3 separate regions of the Homo sapiens genome follow, and regions 2 and 3 are each linked to region 1. Evidence: chromatin loops called from intact Hi-C (ENCODE). Cell type or tissue: mammary epithelial cell. All regions are shown on one strand.

The links. Hi-C counts contacts between places; a loop is a spot of excess contacts. Peaks named below come from ENCODE experiments on the same cell type or tissue, not always from the same donor. Only the 100,000 strongest peaks of a DNase experiment are listed, where the experiment ranks them.
Region 2: it touches region 1 in a loop (8-fold over the local background); 37 of 110 quality-filtered maps call a loop at or near these places.
Region 3: a loop joins it to region 1, with 18 times the contacts of the local background. A loop is called at or near these places in 3 of 110 quality-filtered maps.

What each region holds. Positions count from the first base shown.
Region 1 is chr2:10,909,834-10,913,833 of GRCh38, reverse strand. KCNF1 (potassium voltage-gated channel modifier subfamily F member 1) reads right to left here and starts at 1,900. Exons shown (of 1, transcript NM_002236.5): 1 at 1-1,900. The coding sequence starts at 1,407. In mammary epithelial cell, CTCF peaks have their summits at 1,957 (motif pointing left) and 3,944; a DNase peak (open chromatin) is centred at 1,923; H3K4me3 peaks cover 483 bases; H3K27me3 peaks cover 661 bases.
Region 2 is chr2:11,123,135-11,127,134 of GRCh38, reverse strand. It overlaps FLJ33534 (Putative uncharacterized protein FLJ33534), which reads left to right. Exons shown (of 9, transcript NR_040080.1): 4 at 2,350-2,552; 5 at 3,846-3,983. Among named protein-coding and RNA genes, the nearest start is that of FLJ33534, 7.0 kb to the left of the region's middle. In mammary epithelial cell, a CTCF peak has its summit at 2,474 (motif pointing right); no DNase peak of the experiment used is centred here.
Region 3 is chr2:11,026,233-11,030,232 of GRCh38, reverse strand. No RefSeq gene overlaps it. Among named protein-coding and RNA genes, the nearest start is that of FLJ33534, 100 kb to the left of the region's middle. In mammary epithelial cell, a CTCF peak has its summit at 1,637 (motif pointing right); no DNase peak of the experiment used is centred here.

The DNA.
Region 1 (4,000 bases):
CTTCAGCCGGCTGCTGCAGCTCGGCGCCTCCTTCCCCGCAGGCTCTGGAGGGAGGTTGTCCAGGTCACTGCGGGAGCCCCCGGTCTTGCCCTCGCCCCCGCTGCTGGAGTTGAGTTCCATCAGCTCCAGCTCGTGCTTGGCCGCGGTCTCCAGGACGCGCTGCTTGTTGTAGTACCTGACAAAGTTGTTGATGATGGGGTGGATGGGCAGGGCGATGGCGATGACACCACACAAGAAGCTGATGGCCGCGTTGAGCTTGCCCAGCGTGGTCTTGGGGTAGATGTCGCCGTAGCCGACGGTGGTCATGGTGATGATGGCCCACCAGAAGGACTGGGGGATGCTCTTAAACAGGGTCTCTGGATGGCTCTGCTCCATGGTGTAGCCCAGGGCAGAGAAGACGAAGATACCCACTGCCAGGTACATGAGCAGCAGCCCCAGTTCCTTGAAGCTGCGCTTGAGGGCATAGGTGAGGGTCTGCAGGCCCGAGGAGTGGCGGGCCAGCTTGAAGATGCGCGCGATGCGCATGATCCGCAGCGCCTGCACGGCCTGCTGCACGTTGGTCAGCTCCATCATGCGGGCACCCAGGTGCGTGAGCGTGAGGCTCACGTAGAAGGGGAGGATGGCCAGCACGTCCACAATGTTCATGAAGGACAGCGCGAAGTGCAGCTTGTTGGGTGACGAGAAGAGGCGCAGCAGGTACTCCAGGGTGAACCAGCCAATGCACGCCGTCTCCACGTTCTCCAGCGTCGGGTGCTCCACGCGGTTGCCCTCGGCGTCCAGCACCTGCAGCTCGGGGATGGTGCCCATGCACATGACCACGGACGAGACGAGGATGAGCAGGAAGGAGAGCACGGCCACCACCCGCGCCGGGCACGACGACTCGGGCTTCTCCAGGAACTTCCAGACGCACTTCTGGCAGCGGCGCCAGCGGCCCTCGGCTGCGTCCACGCCCAGGTCGTCCAGGATGAGCTGCACGCGGCGCGCGATCTCCTCCAGCTCCTCGCGCTTCTCGCTCAGGTGGCTCTTGCAACAGTCGTCCAGGAACTTGAGGTCCACCTTCCAGAAGTCCATCTCGTTCTTGAAGCAGATGGGGCAGATGCCCTTCTTCATGTGGACCTCCCCGAAATAGTACACCTCGATGACACACTTGAAGGCGTCCGGGTCCCTGTCAAAGTAGAACTCGCGCTTGCCGGGGTCGTAGTCGTCGCACAGGGAGAAGATGGTGTCGTAGCCCCCAGCCAAGCAGTTGATGAGCTCCGCCAGCCGGGTCTCAGGGTACTGACTGAGGAGGTCCCCGTACAGCACCTGCCGCACGCCCCCCACGTTGACGACTATCTCTATGTCGTCGCTGGCAGCGGAGCTCTGGCTGCCCGGCTCCGGGAGGCTGCGCTCCCCGGACCCGTCCATCCTCCCCGCGCGCGCCCTCGCAGCCTCCGCCCCGCGCCCCCTGCAGCCGCCGCCGCCGCTGCCGCTGGGGGTCCGGCGGGTGCCACCCGTGCGCTGATCTCGGGGAGAGCCTGGCCGGCGCCCGCCTGCGGGGAAGGGCGGTCACAGCGGGCAGCAGCCTGCGGGGGCGCGCCGCGGGGGAGGCATGCACCCGGCGGCGGGGCTCGGGGCTGGCATCCGGGCGCCCGGGCGAGCCCGCGGGGGCTTTGGCGGCCGCCGGCCTCGCCCGGGGCACTCACCCCGGCTGGCTGGCGGCGCGCTCCGCCGCTTCAGCTCGGCCTCCTGCGGGAGCGGGGTCTCCTCGTGGGCGGCTGGCACCGTCCTCCGCCCCGGGGCGCGCAGGCAGCGGCGGCAGGTCCCGGAGCTGGCGGACCCACGCCGTCCGCGAGGTGCTCGAGGTGTGCAGAGAGCGAACTTGGGCTGGCTTTGCCCGAGCCTTTTCTAAACACAATAGGAATTCCAGCCTGACGTCAGGAGCTTTTCAAACTGTACCCTCTTCTGGTGAAATTCTGCAAGGCACGCGCGGCAGCTGCAGGGGACGGATTAACCCTTGGGCAGACGGGCACAGCTGCCGCGCCCGCCGCCACCACCGCGCACCGCCGGCCCCTCCTCGGGCGCAGCGGGTCACCGAGGGGTTGCGACCTGGCTTGAAGCGGCAGGCATTCTCTCTCACTGCTGTTTGGAGAGGATTAGTGGGGAGAGAATGCTGCCGCCTGTTGCTGGGCAGGAAAATGTGCTCCAGGAAGCCCCTTAGAAGGTGACTCCTATGTCTGGGTCCCTCCTCCGGCCTTAGACCCGCGCCGGCTTTTCCTGGTGGGAGGAAAATCCTGCCTGATCCTTGAAGCGTTTCCTGCCCCATCCCCCCGACCCAGCAATGCCCTGCTGTGTTGGTGGCACTGTCTCACCTTCCCCGCAACGCTGTACAAGGAGGACATCTAGTCCAGCCTCCTGTAGAAGGGAAGGGACTTGCCCAAGGTCACGCGGCGGAATGAGAGCAGAGCTCAGCTTGACCGCCTCCTGATCCCGAGCTTTCCGGCTGTCCCAGCTGACCGACGCCTGCTGTTCAGCAGATTTCAATTCTGCCTTGAAGTCCCTGCCGTCTGGCACCTCCTATCTCTCTGCAGTCCCACACCAAGGCCACTAGCTTCCAGACCCCTAGGGTCCAGTGGCTCCTGCTTCCCCGTTCCTCACTCCTTGACCAAGGCCTGTCTCTTCCTGACCAGTGTCCCACACCCTCCTCTCTTCCAGCCTTTGCAGCCACAGCTGTCCTTCTGTCCTCACTCACCTGAACCACTACAGCAGCTTCCTAACAGTGTCTCTCTCCTCCGGTTCACCACTATCATCAATACTGCAAATTACTGATATCATCTATGGCCTCGAGATCGTGTTAAAAATATTCTGGAGGGAAGAATGAATAGGCAGAGCAGAGGATTTTTAGGGCAGTGAAACGTACCATAATGGCGGATATGTGTCGTTATGCAATGGTCAAAATCCATAGAATGTTCACCACCAGGAGCGAATGTTAATGCAAACTCGGTGCTGGGCGATGATGACGTGTCCATGTGGGGTGGTCCACCATGACAAGTGTCCCACCCTGTGTGAGATGTTGATGCGCAGGGGAGAGCTGTGGAGACAGGGGGCATGTGGGAATTCTCTGTACTTTCTGTTGAATTGTGCTCTAAAATATAAAGTCTATTTAAAAATGTATTCTGTAGGCTGGGTTTTTTAAAACTTAAGGACATGTCCGTTAATGGATTATGAAATCAATTTACTGGGTCACTGACAGTATTCTTTTTTCTTTAATGAGTTAGCATAAAACAGAATATATTAGAATACATCACATGAAGTATTATTTAGTGAAACTTCGTTTTACAAATTTTACTTCATTTCCATTTAGCATCAGACAATGACATGCTACTACAGAGTAGGAAATCGAGGCTCAGAAAGGTTGAGTAATAATAAGAGTTGCCACTTATTCTCCATGGGCATCGGAGTGCAGTCTCTGAGTGCTTTGCATTTTTGTCATTTAATTTCCCAGCAACCCCTAAGGAAACAAGATGTCAGGTAACCTGCCGAGATCACTCTGTGGAGCTGGGATTTAACCATTGTCCTGCTGGGTTCTGAGGCCTATTCTTCTCCCCAGTACAGTGCTACACACCACCTCCTACACACACCCCAGCTTCCTCTTCCAATCCTTATGCATGCTACTCCCCTTATCAGCTGTCCGAGTACCTGCAGGGTTAAGTTCAAATTGCATCCTAGTCTGAGCTTAATGGGCTTCTAAATACCCATTCATTCACTCAGTTATTCAAATATTTATCGAGCTCTTATGGCACATGTGTGCAAATGCACACACACACACATACACACACCACCCTAGGTGTGGGGACAGGGTTCATATTCTAGTAGATAATATGTTTTTTGTAAATAATAATTAACAGTTTGGGGTAATGACCTTAACAAGAGGGGTATATGTATTATACAAGAGTGGTGCTTCCTGAATTTCTCCACAGGGGGCGCTGAGGGGCGGCCATCTGGTTGGAAGAGGGAGGGG
Region 2 (4,000 bases), 210 kb before region 1:
ATATGAGTTGAATGCATGAGAAAAGTCTGAACGGACGTGCTTCCTCCCGTGTCTACTGCATATCTTTAGGGAGTAGACCGGAATGCAGTGGCATGATCTTGGCTCCCTGCAGCCTCCAACTCCAGGGTTCAGCAATCCTCCCACCTCAGCCTCCCAAGTAGCTGGGACTACAGGCATGCGCCACCATGCCTGGGTAGTTTTTGTGTTTTCTTGTAGAGACAGGGTCTCACTGTGTTGCCCAGGCTGATCTCAAACTCTTGGGCTCAAGCAATCTGCCCACCTTGACTTCCCAGAGTGCTAGGATTATAGGTGTGAGCCACTGCACCTGGTCAATCATGTTAACGCCTAAGATATGATTGTCAGGGGTAGTGCAGAGAGCACAGAATTGAGAATCCAGAGAACTGGGTTCTTGTCTAGGCTCTGACCCTACCTTCCTGGGCTTTTTTTTTTTTTTTGAGACAGGCTCTCCCTCTATCGTCCAGGCTGGAGTGCAGTGGCACCATCACGACTGACTGCAGCCTCCTGCGCCCCGTGATCTTCCCACCTCAGTGCCCTGAGTAACTGGGACCACAGGTGTGTACCACCGCACCCAGCTAATTTTGTTTATTCTTCTGTAGCAATGGACTCTCGCTATGTTACCCAGGTTGGTCTCAAACTCCTGGGCTCAAGCGATCCACCCTGCTTGGCCACCCAAAGTACTGGGATTACAGGCGTGAGCCACCATGCCCGGCCTGGGCCCATTGGTAAGGATTATTCAACAGTAAAGATAGTAAATCTATGACAGTCTCTCTTGGATTATGTATTAGTTTGCCAGAGCTGCCCTAACACAATGCCATGAACTGGGTGGCTAAACAAGAGAAATGGAGCGTGTCACAGTGCTGGAGGTCAGAGGTCTGAGAAGAGGGGTCGGTGGGGTTCATTCCTTCTGAGACAGTGAGGGAGAATCTGTGCCAGGCCCCTTACCCCACTTTTGGGACCTTCCTGGCAATCTTCCATGTTCCTTGGTGTGCAGAAGCATCACCCTAATCTCTGCCTTCATCTTCACATGGTGTTGTTTCTTTGTGTGTCTCTGTCTAAATTTCTCCTGTTTTATGAGGGCACATTCATACTGGATCTCAGCCCACCCTACTCCAGTATGACCTCATCCGAACTCATCACATCGGCAATGACCCTGGTTCCAAATAAGGTCACATTCTGGGGTGCTGGGGATTAGCACTTCAATGCAAATTTTGAGAAGCACAATTCAACCAATCACAGATTATACAGATTTGAATTCCTTCTGGGATCTATTAAGGGATAAAACCGACCTTGTATGGCCAGGCACAGTGGCTCGCACCTGTAATTCCTGCCAGCCCTTTGGGAGGCTGAGGTGGGTAGATCACCTGAGGTCGGGAGTTTGAGACCAGCCTGGCCAACATGGCAAAACCACATCTCTACTAAAAATACAAAAATTAGCTGGGTGTGGGTAGGCACGAGCCTGTGATCCCATCTACTTGGGAGGCTGAGGCAGGAGAATCACTTGAAACCTCGAGGTGGAGGTTGAAGTGAGCTGAGATCATGCCAGTGCACTCCAGCCTGAGTGACAGAGCGAGACTCCATCTTAAAAAAAAGAACCAACCTTGTATTCAGCCCCCACTGTACGTCAGGCATTATTTCCAGTCCTCACCTCACCTCATTCGGTGAACAGTATTAGCTCCATTTTATGGATGAGAAAACAAAGTCTTCAAGAGGCTGAGTGTCTTGTCCAGGGACCCAGGCAATAAGTGGCAGGCCTTGCATGGAATTCACTCATACAACTTCTAAAGTCTGTGCTTTATTGGAACTGCAGAGCTGTGGTTTGACTAATACTTGACTACGCCTAAGGATTTTTCCCCAGGAACTTCCTTGATAATTTTCATTAAATAGACCTTATATTTTCAATCCACTCGAGCCTCTGGGAGACAAGTGAGAAATTCCCTGATGGATAATGGCATTAAAAACAGCAACTGTGTACACTGCTTGAAAAGTGTGCTTTCTTGCATTTCTCTTGTGAAGTGTTGTGACGGCCTTGTGAAGTGGAGCCGATCACATGTGGATTTAGGGGCAGAAACTGGAAGACCACAACCCACCTAGACCGCACAGGCAAGAAATGGACCCCCAGGACCAGAATCCCTTCTGACTATAGTTTCTGGCCTCTTCTTCAGTTGTTATTTGCAGAGAAAAAGCATCTCACATAAACAGTTTTACTTCGGTTATCAAAAAGATACTCAATGATCTATATTTCAAAGACTCTAGATTCCTGGGAGTTGGGGGAATTTTAAGCATTGGGAACATATTCTGGAGCATGTCTTTATGTTCTTTATTCTGTAGCTTCCCATGGGTGGCCAGCCGAATGCATTATGGGAGAAAGCAGGTCTCGTGGATAATATTTCTGAAGATCGGAGCAGGTTGCCAGGTCCACGTCGGCCATGACTGCAGCACGCTCCGGAGGCAGCAGGGGGCACCCTGGAGCTTCGCATCCTCCTTCAGGCCCGCGGCATCTCCCCTGGCTCCACCATCCCCAGGTGTCTCAGGTTGGACGCACGGTAGTTCGCTATGGCCATTTCTGATTAAAGACAGAACAAATGGATTGTCCGGATACGGTGTCTGTGAAAGGAACCCAGCTGTGAGCCTCGGCAGGCAGGTGCGACATTCTAAATCCACAGGGAGGGCCCAGAAGGGACGCAAGAGGTCACCTGCCGTGCAGGGTGCGGGGGGTCTTGGAGGTGGGCAGCAGCTGTTCACCCGTGAGCGACGAGGAGCATCAGCGCTTGAACAGCGGAAGCAGCATTTACAGGTGAACACCAGCCCGAGAGGGCCGGGGGGCCCAAAGCTATGGTGTCCAGAGCCTCCCAGCTCCCACTCTGGCCTCCAGTGGCCATGGAATTGCTAACTATGAGGGCGCAAGCTTCTCCCAGCAAGTCAAGGGGATGCTATGTGCTGCGATAACGGGTCCGGCCGCCTTGCCTTTGGCCTTCCAAGCCCCTCTCTGAGCCCCAGGACGTACCCACACCTGCCGGCCCATGTAGGGTGGTCCCAGCCTGCGTCAGTCAGGCCACACTCCGGAGCCAGGCTTGGTGCAAACTCCCAGCTGAGCTCACCCGCTGGCTGCGGTCTGTGATACTTCCCTGGTGGTCTCTGACGGGGCTGTATGGCCTCCCTCTGGAACCCAGGCTGAACACTCGAGGAGCTGGAGGCAGTCGGGCAGAATCAGCCTCTGGTTGCCAGCATGGGGTGTCAGGCAGGGGCAATCCAGCGGGGAGCCTGGGGAGAGAGGGCGGGGGTGAGGCACTGATCTCAGGCTGTGGGGAGGAATTCACACCTGCATGGCTGAGGCTGGTGCTGCCCCCCTGATCACCAGGAGATCAGCCTCTCCTTCCCCAGCCTCAATTTGCACCCCTGGCCTGTGCGGTTGGCACTGTCTCCCGTGGGGAGCCCCTGCCTGGCTCAGGGGAGACCCTGGTGCAGAGCCCACCTTTGGAGCTGCCCTGTCCTGCTGAGGCAGGAGCCACCCCTGGCCTGGCCCTGGCCCTGGCCCTGGCCCTCCGGTGAGGCTGCAGTAGCCAGGAGAAGGCCAGTCAGAAAGGCCATCTGCCTGGCGGGTGTTTCTAGCCAGCAGGCCAGGGTAAGGAAGTTGTCAGGCGTCCTGCGGGGATGGCCAGGGTTGCAGACAGGGGTGGCAGCCAGCTCCATGTAGCTCTGGGACCCAGGTGTGTGGCAGGGCCAGGAGCATGTTCTGCTGCTCTTCCAGGCCCGACTCCAGCTCATTTCCTTGAGAGACCCTTTCACCTATTCCAACCTGCATTTGCCTGTGTCGTCCTTTGCAGCAGCAGCCTTGTGGCTGTGCCTCTTCTGTGCCCTCCGAGTTCTAGGCTGAGGGTGAGGATTGGATGAGTTGATCCACGCAAGGCTCCTGGCACAGTGCCTGGCATATGGTTAAATAGACTTGAAGTTATAATTACCAGGTATGTGACCCTGTCCT
Region 3 (4,000 bases), 120 kb before region 1:
GTGCAAATGAACTAACCAAGCTGCAGGCACCAACACAGATGAATCCGGCCTAATTTGGAGCAGAATATGTCACTCACAGAAGAATACACAGCATGACATCGTTTTTGTAAAGTTCAAAAACATGCAAATTAATCAATGTGTAGAAACACGCATATTGTCAAACTCTAAAGAATAGCGAAGGATGATAAACAGAATTCAGGACAGTGGTCACCTGTCGGGAGGCAGACGGGGGCATGGGACTCAGGTAGGCACACGATGCCTGGCAGGTGCTGATACATGGAATGGTTCTTTTTTGTTGTTGTTTGTTTGAGACAGAGTCTTACTCCATCAAACAGGCTGGAGTGCAGTGGTGCGATTTGGGCTCACTGCAACCTCCATCTCCAGGGTTCAAGCGATCCTCCTGCCTCACCTTCCCTAATAGCTGAGATTACAGGCGCACGCCACCACACTTGGCTAATTTTTGTATTTTTAGTGGAGACGGGGTTTCACCATGTTGACCAGGTTGGTCTCAAACTCCTGACCTCAAGTGATCCACCTGCCTCAGCCTCCCAAAGTGCTGGGATTACAGGAATGAGCCACCAAGCCCGGCTGCATGGACTGGTTCTTAAACCAGCAGTCAGGGCCTTGGCCTTCACTTAGTACTCGTGGAGCCCTTCCACCCTGTGCTCTTTAACACCGCCCTCTGGTTCTGCAGAACAGAAGGAAGAAACAAATGACCCAGACTCAGTCAGATACAACTGCGTGAAAATGTGAACATCAAGGAAAAAGGGAAGAGCTTCAAAGCTTCAGAGAGAAAAACATGCAAATGTTTACACCTTCAAAGGAATGGGAATCCAGACTGGTATCAGGCGTCTCCACAGAAACACCAGATGCTGGGAGATAATGAGGCAATACCTACGATGTCCCTGTTCAGCTGAGCAGCAGGGATGGAATCAGAAAAGCCTCACGTGACCCCCTTGAATTCATGACACAGGGCTGGTTTGTTGTTGCTGTTGTCGTTGTTGTTTTTTGTTTGTTTGTTTTTGCCTGTCTCTGAGTGAAACTTAGGGCAAATCTTATGGTTTTTCTTATTCTTGTCGAGATAAGTGGCCACCAGCCAGTCACTCATTTGCCTAGCTTCTCCTTTTTTGGGCTGAGGTCTGCACAGGTGACCCCAGGTGGGAGAGAGAGGCATGACCGTTGCTTCTCTTTCCCTACTTCCTGCTAATTGCAGTTTCTCACATTTTGGGAATGGAGCAGGGGGAGGGAGAAGACCCAAGAAGTTAGGAGGGCCCTCACCTGGCTGCATGGATCCAGTTTTAGTTTGGTTTGGTCAGGTGTTTAAAGATGCCTCTTTCTGGCGATGTTGGTGTGTTTGCTGGAGGTGTCCCCTGCCTCCCTATTAGGGATCTCTTCCTGTAATTCCCTTTATGAGGGTGAGCATGGCTTCTCCCTGCTGATCTCCCAAACCTTCCTTAGATCCCAGCACCTGTCCACCCCTCCAGAGGATCTCACAGACAGGACCAATGACAATCCACATGCTCTCTCTGGCACAAGCCCCAGTGGGTCCAAGGATGCCCTCAGGCATCCTCCACCTGCGTCGACTTTGGGAGTGAAGGCCGCTGGTGCAGGGAACTCACCTTGCTCTGCTCTCCCAGCAGGTGGTGCTTGACCTCCTGATTTTCCAGGTGGGCTCCCCTAGACTGCAGAAAACAAACCCTCTGAGTTTATTATCTCTCTTTGCTTTAGGTGAAGGGGTGGAGCCCCTCCAGGAGGAAGGACTCCCCGCACACCAAGAACACTCCAGAAACAGCCTCCTCCCTTCTGCAACCTCTAACCCTTTCAAGCTCTCTGTGTGTGTGTCTATGGATGAGGGACCTGAGAGTTATAAAGCCATATTTCTCTATCTTCTTTTTAAAACTCTTGTTTGGGCCAGGAGCGGTGGCTCACATCTGTAATCTCAGCACTTTGGGAGCCTGAAGCGGGTGGATCAGCTGAGGTCAAGAGTTCAAGACCAGCCTGGCCAACATGGTGAAACCCCATCTCTACTAAAAGTATAAAAATTAGCTGGGCATGGTGGTGGGCGCCTGTAATCCCACCTACTCAGGAGGCTGAAGCAGGAGAATCACTTGAACCTGGGAGGTGGAAGTTGCAGTGAGCTGATATCATGCCACTGCACTCCAGCCTGGGCGACAGAGCAAGACTCTGTCTCAAAAAAAATAATAAAAATAAATAAATAAATAAATAAAACTCTGTTTGGTGACCATGGTGGGCAGAATAACACAGCCTCTTCCCCTGACCCCCCTAGAGAGGTCCATTTCCTAATCCCTGGAGCCAGTGGATATGTTACCTTCCATAGCAAAAGGGACTGAGAAGATGAGATTAAGAAATTTGAGATGCGGGCCGGGCGCGGTGGCTCATGCCGGTAATCCCAGCACTTTGGGAGGCCGAGGCGGGCAGATCACGAGATCGAAATCATCCTGGTTAACACGGTGAAACCCTGTCTCTACTAAAAATACAAAAAGTTAGCCGGGCGTGGTGGCGGGCACCTATAGTCCCAGTTACTTGGGAGGCTGAGGCAGAGAATGGGGTGAACCCGGGAGGTGGAGCTTGCAGTGAGCTGAGATCACACCCCTGCACTCCAGCCTGGGTGACAGAGCGAGACTCTGTGTCAAAAAAAAAAAAAAAAAGAAAAGAAAAGAAAAGAAAAGAAAAGAAATTTGAGATGGGGAGGGGTATCCTGTACTATCCAGGTGAGCCCAATATCATCACGCCAGCCTTTCTGAGGGAAGGCAGCAGAAGAGCTGGTCAGAGAAGGGGACGTGAAGAAGGAGGGGAGGTTCGGGTGATGCCAGGGCTAGCCTGGAAGGTAGAAGAGGCCAAGGAAAGCAGGCGGCCTCCAGAAGCTGGAAAGGGCAAGGAGACAGCTTCTCCCCAGAGCCTCCAGGAGCACAGCCCTGCTGTCGCCTTGATTGTAGCCCAGTAGACGCACCTTGGACTTTCATTGGAAATAATTTTGAAACCAGAATTTTGTATTCAGCCAAACTGTCATGAAGATTAAGGGACAATAAAGATATTTTCCTACATGGGAGTAGTAAAAATGTTTATTTCCAACACCTTAAAAGAAACACACATGCATATACACACACAACTGAAGGACGTACTCTAGCAGAATGAAAAGAAACCTATTAAAGACAAAGGCTTGAGGCCCAGGTAACTGTGGAACTAATTCAGGTGTGTAGGGGAAATAAATGTCAGGATTACAGCCTTGCAGGAGGTCTAGAAAGCAGGAAAGAAAGTAAGAAGTTAAAGAATAAAAGTAGTTTCTGTTCAACAAACTCTGATAACTAACAGGAAGATTTGATTGCTGTGTTAATGAAAACATCTATTTTTCTTTCAATAATGAAAAAGGAATTATTAATGGAAAACCAAGGAAACAAAATCTGCACAAGGTCGTTGTGGCGGCTGCTGCAGGTGAGCCTCCCCAGCTCCATCCGCCCTGCTGTGCCCTGGAGCGCAGTGGCTCTCGCGGTGTGGTCCTTGGACCAGCTACGCAGCATCGCCTTGGAAATGGTTAGAAATGCTCATTTCCAAGCCCCACCCCAGATCTGCCTGTTCAAGTTTGGGAGCCACTGCCTAAGTGTACGTTGCAGGTGGGAAAGCCAAAGGCTATGAATGTTTCCCAGGCTCCCTCACAGCCTGGGATCATCCTGTGGCCTAGCTCCTGCCGGGCTGATGCCCGTGACCTGCCGATGTGGATGGGAGGAGTCTGCGGGAGGCTGGATCCAGCTGCCAGCATAGAGAGGTGTTGGCTTGTCTGCAGCAGGGGCAGGCAGATGGCCCGCTAGCTGGCCTCTAGTTCATGGGTGTTAAGAGGCTGGGTACGGGCCACCTGTGGTGCTGGCATAGATGGTACATGAGACAGTGAGATCCCACAGCCCATGGAGGGAGGGCAGTGGATTCTGACCCCCAGATCGAAGGCAAGACAGTACGGCTTGGAGACTCAGAGTTGAGGCAGTGG